Linked DNA regions of Homo sapiens: region 1 is linked to region 2. A link is an interaction called in ENCODE POLR2A ChIA-PET data of the cell type or tissue named here. Cell type or tissue: HCT116. All regions are shown on one strand.

What was found. ChIA-PET counts read pairs that join two places held together with the same protein. Peaks named below come from ENCODE experiments on the same cell type or tissue, not always from the same donor. Only the 100,000 strongest peaks of a DNase experiment are listed, where the experiment ranks them.
Region 1: POLR2A ChIA-PET joins it to region 2 with 8 read pairs; 2 of 35 experiments call an interaction of 5 or more read pairs at or near these places.

What each region holds. Positions count from the first base shown.
Region 1 is chr17:60,324,245-60,329,244 of GRCh38, reverse strand. The region is part of intron 2 of USP32 (ubiquitin specific peptidase 32); the gene reads left to right. Among named protein-coding and RNA genes, the nearest start is that of USP32, 65 kb to the left of the region's middle. RefSeq lists an enhancer at 743-1,589 and a silencer at 3,746-3,899. In HCT116, no CTCF peak of the experiment used is centred here; no DNase peak of the experiment used is centred here.
Region 2 is chr17:62,139,967-62,144,966 of GRCh38, reverse strand. It overlaps the pseudogene POLRMTP1. Among named protein-coding and RNA genes, the nearest start is that of MED13, 77 kb to the right of the region's middle. In HCT116, no CTCF peak of the experiment used is centred here; no DNase peak of the experiment used is centred here; H3K27ac peaks cover 878 bases.

The sequences.
Region 1 (5,000 bases), 1.8 Mb after region 2:
TATACCAAGAAGATGGAGCAACTAACATCTTTTTGTTTTTTTCTGGAAGTATTATTTAACACTTTCTTTTTACGAATAAACAGTTTCCTTTTTCTTTTGTTATATTAATTTACTTAATAATTATACATATTTATGGAGTACAGTGTTGTTACAGCATCTTTAGGGTGTCTCCTTTCTGGCCAGAAACGTGTGGCTGGTGGCGCCTTTGTCTGGGCCCGCTGGGCTTTTTCCATCCACTTGGCCTGGCAGGCTCACACTACCAGCCTGGATCTCATGCCTCCAAGGGAGACTGCGTGAGTCAGGCGTGGAGCTGGGGAGGGGTGTGTGAGCTAGAGTGGGGTACAGCCAGTGTGCAGTCAAGACACACTGGCTGCTGCCACAGAGCAGGTAGCTCCAGGTGCTGGCATGGGCGTTGCCTTCCTGCAAGGCTGCAGCTGGACCAGGTGCACTTCAAGCAGCTTCTCTGGCTGCTCCCGGGGAGTGTGATGGCGTCTGGAAGCTTGGAGACATCAGGAACCGCAGGGCCCCAAAGAGGGACTCATAGCCCTGGCTCAGGGAGCTCCCAGGTCTGGCCTTCTGGAAGGGCTGCAGCTCTTCTCTCCTTCTCTTTGCCCACAATGTGGCAAGAATGTTTCAGCTCTGTTTATGTTATAGCTCTTTTAGCCTTGCCATTTAGTGGATCCCAAGCTTTTGTCCTGCACCCAGGAAGAATGAGGTATGCAGATGGAGGGTGAGGAAGATGAAGAGGAGCTTTATTGAGCAATAGAACAGCTTAGAGGAGACCTGCAGTGGGCAGCTCCTCTCTGTAGCCAGGGTATCCTGAAGAGTGTTCAGCTCTCAGCAGAAGGGGTAGCTTTTCTCTTCAGCTGGTCATCCCATCCTCGGTCCAGCTCTCAGCAGAGAGGGTAGCTCCTCTCTGCACCTGGTGGTCCCATCATCTGTCCAGCTCTCAGCAGAGAAGGTAATTCCTCCCTGCAGCTGGTTGTTCCATCATCTGTACAGCTCTGGCTGATCCTGGGGCTTTTATGGGCCTCAGAGGGGAGGAAGTATGCACTGATTGGTCTATGGATTGCTGTGCCTGGAAAAGGCACCACAAGTTCCCACTCCAGTCCACAGGACTAGCAGCCTGGCCCCCAGCCTTCAGGCCCTCCCTGGCCCGGAAGGTGGGGCCTCAGTGGGGACCTGCCCCCTTCTGCCCAGGAGCCTGTCTGCTGCCTGCCGCCATCCATGGCTCCCAGGCTGCTCCTGCCAAGGGGCACCTGCAGGCCAGCACCGAGCTGCACTAATCTCCCCTTGATTCCCCCATCTTGCTTTTTGGTGCCCAAAGTCCAAAGCGGGCTGAGGTGGCAGGCAGCTAGCACGTCAGCACCGCCCTGAGTGTCCACATACCTGGCCGGGCTGTGACAGTTACCTGGCTTGGCTTCAGCCCTGCTCCAAGATTGGAGCAGGGGCTGGGAGTCGGGAGAGGCCAGGCAGCAGGAGCAGACATTCCTGAGCCTGCAGGGGCAGGGGGACTTCCCCGGACCCCTGAGGGTGCAGAATCCAGAGATGTCCAGGTCCTGCATCTGAGAGGGCGGGGCTTTCGCTCACTGCCTGGAGCATGTCGGCAGCCCTGGCCGCATCTCCTTGCAGCCTGGTGTGGGGGCTCCATGTCCTCGCTGGGCCCCTCTCTGCCTGCCCCTCCTGCCCAACCGTGCTGCTCTTCTGCTGGCGGGCGGGCTCAGCCTGGCTCCTGAGGTGGGGTGGGGTGGGCGGGCCCCGCTTGTCCCTGGGTCCCGCTGCCTTTGTGGAGTGGGGCACCGCCCCAGGCCCAGCTCCGCCTCCCCCCCGCCCCCCACCAACCCACATTGACAGCTGTGCCATGGGCTGCTTCGGTGACGTGGAGCACAGGGGACCCACTGCCACTATTGCTGCTCTTGAAGCCAATCCTGCCACCACTGCCTGTGTCTCCCTGCTGCAGCTGGCGTGACGTCAGCGGCCACTCCAGAAGGCTCGCCGTTGCCATCAGTGTGATGTTTAGATACGTGTATATAATGTCAAATAGGCCATTACACATGGCCATTAGCATATCCATCATCTCAAACATTTGTCATTTCTTTGTGTTGGGAACATTAAAAAATCTGGTCGTCTAGCTATTTGAAAATATACAACCAATTGTTGTTAATTATAGTCACCCTATAGTGCTGTAGCATGCTACAACTTTTCCCTCCTATCTGGCTGTACTTTTCTATACATAACCAACTTTCAGCTATCACTTCCTCCCCCTCCCTTTCCTCGCCTCTAGTAACCACTATTCTACTCTCTACTTCTATGAGATCAACTTTTTTAGCATCTACGTAAGACTGAGAACTGTTTACCTTTCATGAAGTGTTTATTTTTTAACAATAAAATAACTTGGCAGGATAGTAATCTATATAAATATAACTCAGAACATCTTGTGGAAATAACTAGTTTTATTTTCATAAAACTTAGTAAGTCTCTTTGGGGGGAATATTTTATACTCTGTGCATGAATTTTCCTTTGGTGATTCTCTAAGGGAATCTAAAAGAAAGAAACATCTTACAGAGTGTCTCATACTGAGATCCACAAATTCCATGTGCTGCTGCTATAAGTATTAAGTCCCAGTAGAATGAGAAAATAAACCATGGCCGGGCACAGTGGCTCATGCCTTTAATCCCAGCACTTTGGGAGGCCAAGGTGGGTGGATCACCCAAGGTTAGGAGTTCAAGACCAGCCTGGCCAACAGTCCCTACCAAAAATACAAAAATTAGCCGAGCATGGTTGTCGGTGCCTGTAATCCCAGCTACTTGCGAGGCTGAGGCAGGAGAATCGCTTGAACCTAGGAGGCGGAGGTTGCAGTGAGCCGAGATTGCGCCATTCCACTCGAGCCGGGGCGACGAGAGCGAAACTCTGTCTCAAAAGGAAAAAAAAAAAAGAAAACAAACCATGGTGTCAAATAAGGACCCGAAATCAGGTTACTAGGGCAGAGGGTGTGATGAAATGCAATCTTTGATTTATGATGAATCTATGTATCAGTAGGAAATGCATCACCTGTTTTGCAAGTAAATCTTACTTATTTACTTATTTTATCAAAGTGACATATGCACATAGTTAAAATAGAATAAAAAAAGAGTTAGTGAAAACAAGAGTTCCTATCCTTACCTAGCTCAATTTTATCAGGGTTCCAGAAGCAACCAGTTTCTAGTAGTTGCTTCTGGTACATACCACCATTTAGTTCTAAATATTTTTACTTTTTTTTTTTTTTTTTTTTTGAGACAGAGTCTTACTCTGTCACCCAGGCTAAAGTCCAATGACTTAATCTCAACTCACTGCAATCACCTAGGCTGGAGTGCAATGGTGGGATCTCAACTCACTGCAACTTCTGCCTCCTGGGCTCAAGCAATCTTCCTGCCTCAGCCTCCCAAGTAGCTGGGACTACAGACATGTGCCACAAATGCCTGGCTAATTTTTGTATTTTTTTGTAGAGACAGGGTTTTGCTGTGTTGCCCAGGCTGGTGTTGAACTGCTGGGCTCAAGCGATCTGCCAGCCTCAACTTCCAAAAGTGCTGGGGTTATAGGTGTGAGCCACCGCGCCTGGCCCTTTACTGTTATTTTAAAATAATTTTAAACTTATCTTTTGCTTTGCATTTGTAGAAGAGATACGTATTTAACTTTCTTACATCCCTCCCTGACAAAATCCAGTGAAATTATATCACAATTTTTGGTTAAATCAGTGTTATTTACAATATTATGACTATGTAAATATTCCTTGCAACATAGTGTACTATGATATAGTTTTCTTTCTTTTTCTCTTTTTTTTGTATTTTGAGACAGGGTCTTGCGCTGTCACCCAGGCTGAAGTGCAGTGGCACAACCTTGGCTCACTGCAACCTCTGCCTCCCAGGTTCAAGAGATTCTCCCTCCCACCTCAGCCTTCCAAGTAGCTGGGATTACAGGTGCACACTGCCACACCTGGGTAATTTTTGTATTTTTTGTAGAGACAGGGTTTCACCATGTTGGCCAGGCTATTCTCGAACTGCTGACTTCAAGTGATCTGCCCTCCTCAGGCTCCCAAAATGCTGGGATTACAAGTGTGAGCCACCGTGGCAGCTAGGTTTCTTTCTTATTCAATATTTTGTTTTTCCTTGTTTTAAAAATTGCCTTATTTTTTCCTATGCTTAGTTTTCATAACACCTGTAGCTAAATCATTTTAAACCTTCCAACAGTTTTTTGTTTTTTTTGAGATGGAGTTTCGCTCTTGTTGCCCAGACTGGGGTGCAATGGCATGATCTCGGCTCACCGCAAATTCTGCCTCCTTGGTTCAAGCCATTTTCCTGCCTCAGCCTCCTGAGTAGCTGGGATTACAGGCATGCGCCACCACACCTGGCTAATTTTGTATTTTTAGTAGAGAGGGGGTTTTCTCCGTGTTGGTCAGGCTGGTCTCGAACTCCCGACCTCAGATAATCTGTGGGCCTCAGCCTCCCAAAATGCTGGGATTACAGATGTGAGCCACCATGCCTGGCCTATAACAGTTTTTTAGTATAATTTTCTGAGACAAAGTTTAATTTTTTACATTGCTTTTCAAAATGTATTTTTTATTTCTGTTGAAGTAATGTGAGACATCAAGATAAGGTATCAATGCATTGAAACAAAGAAAAGATAAAGTATCAAAGGTGAAATGAGGGTGACTTTTAACCATACCATTTACATGTTGTTAATTACCATTAATAACAATGGGAAAATATAAATATAAAATTCTATCTATAGGAACCCATTGATCTCAGGGGTAGGGGAAATGAGGTTTAAGAATTGGTTTCTTCTCCTGCCTCATGTGGAAGACACTGAGATAGTCTTTTTCGAATCAAGTTAGTAGCATTTTTGAAAATGTGTTTTCACTTTTTTCTAGAATCTGGTTAGTTTTAAAAATAGTTTTTAATTAAAATATATATATATATATATATTTGAAACACGGTCTTGCTGTGTCACCCAGGGTGGAGTGC
Region 2 (5,000 bases):
CTCTACTAAAAATACAAAAAAAAATTAGCCGGGCATGGCAGTGGGCACCTGTAATCTCAGCTACTCAGAGCTGAGGCAGGAGAATCGCTTGAACCTGGAAGGTGGAGGTTGCAGTGAGCTATCACACCACTGCACTCCAGCCTGGGCCACAGAGCGAGGCTCCATCTCAAGCAAAACAAAACAACAAGCAGGGCTCAGTGGCTCACACCTGTAATCCCAGCACTATGGGAGGGTGAAGGGGGAGGATTCCTTGATCCCAGGAGTTCAAGATATATCTGGGCAACACAGCAAAACACTGTCTCTACAAAAAATAAAATAATTAGCCGGGCGTGGTGGTGTGTGCCTGTAGTCCCAGCTACTGGGAAGGCTGAGGTGGGAGGATCACTTGAGCATGGGAGGTTGAGGCTGCAGTGAGCCATGGTCATGCTGTTAGTGTCACCGATGTGCCACAATGTAGCAGTCTCTTGTAGTCCAAGGTATCACCCAAAGTTCTTTGTCTCACAACCAAGAAAGTTGAGTATGGACATGAAGGGTGAAGTTGGAGCAAAAATTTAATAAGCAAAAGAAGAAAGCTCTCTGCTGCAAAGAGGGGACTTGGAAGAGGGTTGTCATTTTTACAGTTGAATTCAAAGGCTTTTATAAGAAACTGATGAGGGCTGGCTATTGCATTTGCATAAGGCATGAATTTGTGGTAGCTCCACGCTGTCCTCCTAGTTAGCATGCGGGTCCTTAGCTTGAATTACTCTATATTCCTTTGTTCCCTTTACTGCGCATGTGTCAGGGGATGGAATTTTCCATTGTGGGCATGTCTGGGCAAGTCACCTGTATAGCTTTTTTGTTTGTTTGTTTGAGACGGAATCTCGCTCTGTCGCCCAGGCTGGAGTGCAGTGGCACCGCCATCTTGGCTCACTACAACCTCCACCTCCCAGGTCCTGGTTCAAGCAATTCCCCTGCCTCAGCCTCCTGAGTAGCTGGGATTACAGGCACGTGCCACCATGACCAGCTAATGTTTGTATGTTTAGTAGAGATGGGGTTTCACTATGGTGGCCAGGCTAGTCTTGAACTCCTGACCTCGTGATCCGCCCGCCTCGGCCTCCCAAAGTGCTGGGATTACAGGCGTGAGCCACCGTGCCCCGCCCTGCATAGCCTTTCTTATCTGTGCAGCTGTGGGCATGTCTTAGGCAAGCCCCCCTGTGCAAGTTCCCTTATCTGTGCCTGCAAGCTGTTCTTTTGTTTGAAAGAATTCAACCAAGGATCCACCCTAACTGTGTGCCTGACCGGTTTCTTCCTTTCTCCTCTTTCAATGTCACTGCCCTCCAGCCTGGGTCACAGAGCAAGACTGTCTCAGAAAACAAACAAACAAAAACAAGCATTGGTGAGGATGTAGAGAAATTGGAAGCTTTGTGCATTGCTGGTAGGAATGTAAAAGGGTGCAGCCATTATAGAAAATCATATGGGCCAGGCAAGGTGGCTCACACCTGTAATCCCAGCACTTTGGGAGGCCGAGGCAGGCAGATCACCTGAGGTCGGGAGCTCGAGACCAGCCTGACCAACATGGAGAAACCCCATCTCTACTAAAAATACAAAAATTAGCTAGGTGTGGTGGTGCATGCCTGTAATCTCAGCTACTCGGGAGGCTGAGGCAGGAACATCACTTGAACCTGGGAGGGGGAGGGTGTAGTGAGCCAACATCATGCCATTGCACTCCAACCTGGGCGACAATAGCAAAACTCTGTCTCAAAAAAAAAAAAGAAAATAAAATCATAAGGTGGCTCCTCAAAAAATAAAACAATTTCCACATGATCCAATAATTTCACTCGTGGATATAGGGTATATACCCAAAAGAAGTGAAAACAAAGACTCAAACAGATGTTTGTACACTTGCGTTCACAGAAGCATTATTCACGATAGCCAAAAGGTGGAAGCAACCCAAGAGTCCATCAAGCGATGAATGAGTAAACAAGATACAGTTTATCCATACAATGTAGTACTACTCAGTCTTAAAAAAGGAAGAAAATTGTGACATGTGGTACAACATGGATGAACATTGAGGATATTATGCTAAGTGAAGGAAGCCAACACAAAGACAACTGCTGTGTGATTTCATTTATATGCGGTACCAGATTCATAGAGACAGAAAGTAGAATGGTTGCTGCCAGGGTCTGGGTGAAGACTAGGGAGTGAAGATTTAATGTTTAATGGGTATAGAATTTCAACCAGAGAAGATGAAAAAGTTCTACACATGGATATTGGTGATGGTTGCACCATTCGGCAACACAAATGTGCTTAATGCCACAGAATAGTACGGTTAAAAAATGGTTTAAATGGGGCCAGGCATGGTGGCTCATGCGTATAATCCTAGCACTTTGGGAGGCCAACGTGGCTGTATCACTTGAGCTCAGGAGTTTGAGACCAGCCTGGCCAACATAGTGACACCCCATCTCTACTAAAAATATAAAAATTATCCAGGCGTGGTGGCACATGCCTGTAATCCCAGCTGCTCGGGAGGCTGAGGCAGGAGAATCGCTTGAACCTGGGAGGCAGAGGTTGCAGTAAGCCAAGATCGCAACATTGCACTCCAGCCTGGGCGACAGACAGAGTGAGACTCCGTCTCAAAAAACAAACAAGCAAAAAGGTTAAAATGGTAAACCTGGGCCAGGCATGGTGGCTCACACCTATAATCCCAACACTTTGGGAGGCTGAGGTGGGAGGATCGCTTGAGGTCAAGAGTTTAAGACAAGCGTGGGAAAGATGGTGATACCCCTCCTCCCTTCTCTAAAAAACATACAGAAATTAGCTGGGCATGGGGGCAGGCACCTGTAGTCCCAGCTACTCAGGAGGCTGAGGCGGGAGGATTGTTTGAGCTTGGGAGGTCAAGGCTACAGCGAGCCATGATGGCACCACTGCACTCCAGCCTGAGTGACAGAGTAAGACCCTATCTTGAAAAAAAAAATTATGTTGTGTGTATTTTACCAAGCTTTTTTAAAAGTTAAAAAAAGAAATATTTAGGGTTTCAAGGTGACAAAATTTCATATTTGATTATAATGGACAGGTTGGGGGTGGAGGAGAGAGAATAAACAATTTGAAGGAGACCTCCCGGGTTTCTGGTGTGGTCAACCAAGTTCATGGTAAAGTTATTTAATAAGCTACGTAACACTAGAGGAGAAACAGATGTTGAGGTGAAAGGATGTGTTCCATTTTGGAGCTTGGGGTGCCTATAAGTCATCTAGGTGATATCTAGAAGGCAGATGAATGTCGCATTTGGGTCTCACCAAAGGAATCAGGGTAGATATGATAGATTTTTTTTTTTTTTTTTTTTTTTTTTTTTTTTTGAGACGGAGTCTCGCTCTGTCGCCCAGGCCGGACTGCGGACTGCAGTGGCGCAATCTCGGCTCACTGCAACCTCCGCCTCCCCGGTTCAAGCGACTCTCCTGCCTCAGCCTCCCAAGTAGCTGGGATTACAGGTGTGTGCCACCACGCCCGGCTAGTTTTTTGTATTTTTTAATAGAGATGGGGTTTCACTGTGTTAGCCAGGATGGTCTCGATCTCCTGACCTTGTGATCCACCCGCCTCAGCCTCCCAAAGTGCTGGGATTACAGGCGTGAGCCACCGCGACTGGCCAGAGATGATAGATTTTTGAGTCATTTGTTTCTAAAGAGTAAAGAAAGCCATAAAATGAGATGTCTGCAAGGCTCTTGTATCGTTCGAACCGCGAGAGCAGAGCGCGCCAACAGACAACGTGAGGCGGTGTGGAACAACACGCTGTCTCAATAAGCGCCTGGGTGCTGGTGGACTGAGGCCTAAAATGGCGTCAGCTCCAAGTGAGTCCGGGGCAGGGGTTTTATAGTCCTCTGTAAACAGGCAGTGTCCCAGTCTGACGTGTCTGCTATGTAGTACCCGTACGGCCTCCCTCTCAATCTTCCGGCGTATGTGTCCTCCAGCCAGCTGTCTTCCTGCTTCTGCTATCTTGCTGACGCACGCTGCTGGTACAAGTGGCCTTGAGCCTTGGCACTGGGCCTGAGTAAGGAGGAGTTATTCATTCCCTTAAGTTTTCAGGCCCCGGGGAGAATCTTTCAATGTCCATGGTTGAGGGTGAAGGTGAGAAGAGTAGAGACTTAGGACCATCTCTAAGAGCTCGAACATATAAGGGTCAGGCAAAGGAAAAAAAGCCCAAGAGGAAACTAAGAAGGAGCAAGCAGAAAGAGGAGACTATGGTTCCACGCAGCCAAGAGAAGCAAGCATCTCAGAAAGAGGAAGCAATCAGAGTATAGAAAAATCAATTAAGATCTGAAGAAATGCCCCCTGTATTTACCAACAAGAAAGTTGTGGAGCGGCGGGGCTCAAACGGGCCCTGCGGCCTTGCGGCCGCCCGGGACTCCCCGCCAAAGAAGGGACCGTCGGTGGCGTCTGCGGCCCCAGGAGGAGCTCATCCGCCAGCCCCCAGGAGCAAGACCAAGACCGCAGGAAGGACTGGGGCCACGTGGAGCTGCTGGAGGTGCTCCAGGCGCGGGTGCGGCAGCTGCAGGCTGGGAGCGTGTCGGAGGTGGTGGTGAACAGGGTGGATGTGGCGTGGCTCCCAGAATGTGGCAGTGGAGGTGGTAGCCTCCAGCCACCCAGGAAGGTCCAGATGGGGGTCAAGGATGCCACCCCGGTGCCCTGTGGCCGCTGGGCAAAGAGACTGGAGAAGGATAAGCGGACCCAGCAGATGCGTATGCAGCGGTTGAAGGCGAAGCTGCAGATGCCATTCCAGAGCGGGGAGTTCAAGGCGCTGACCAGGCGCCTGCAGGTGGAGCCCCGGCTCCTGAGCAAGCAGATGGCCGGGTGCCTGGAGCACTGCACGCGCCAGGCCCCCCGAGAGCCCCTGGGAGGAGCAGCTGGCCCGGCTGCTGCAGGAGGCCCCTGGGAAGCTGAGCCTCGATGTGGAGCAGGCCCCGTCGGCGCAGCACTCGCAGGCCCAGCTCTCAGGTCAGCAGCAGAGGCTCCTGGCCTTCTTCAAGTGC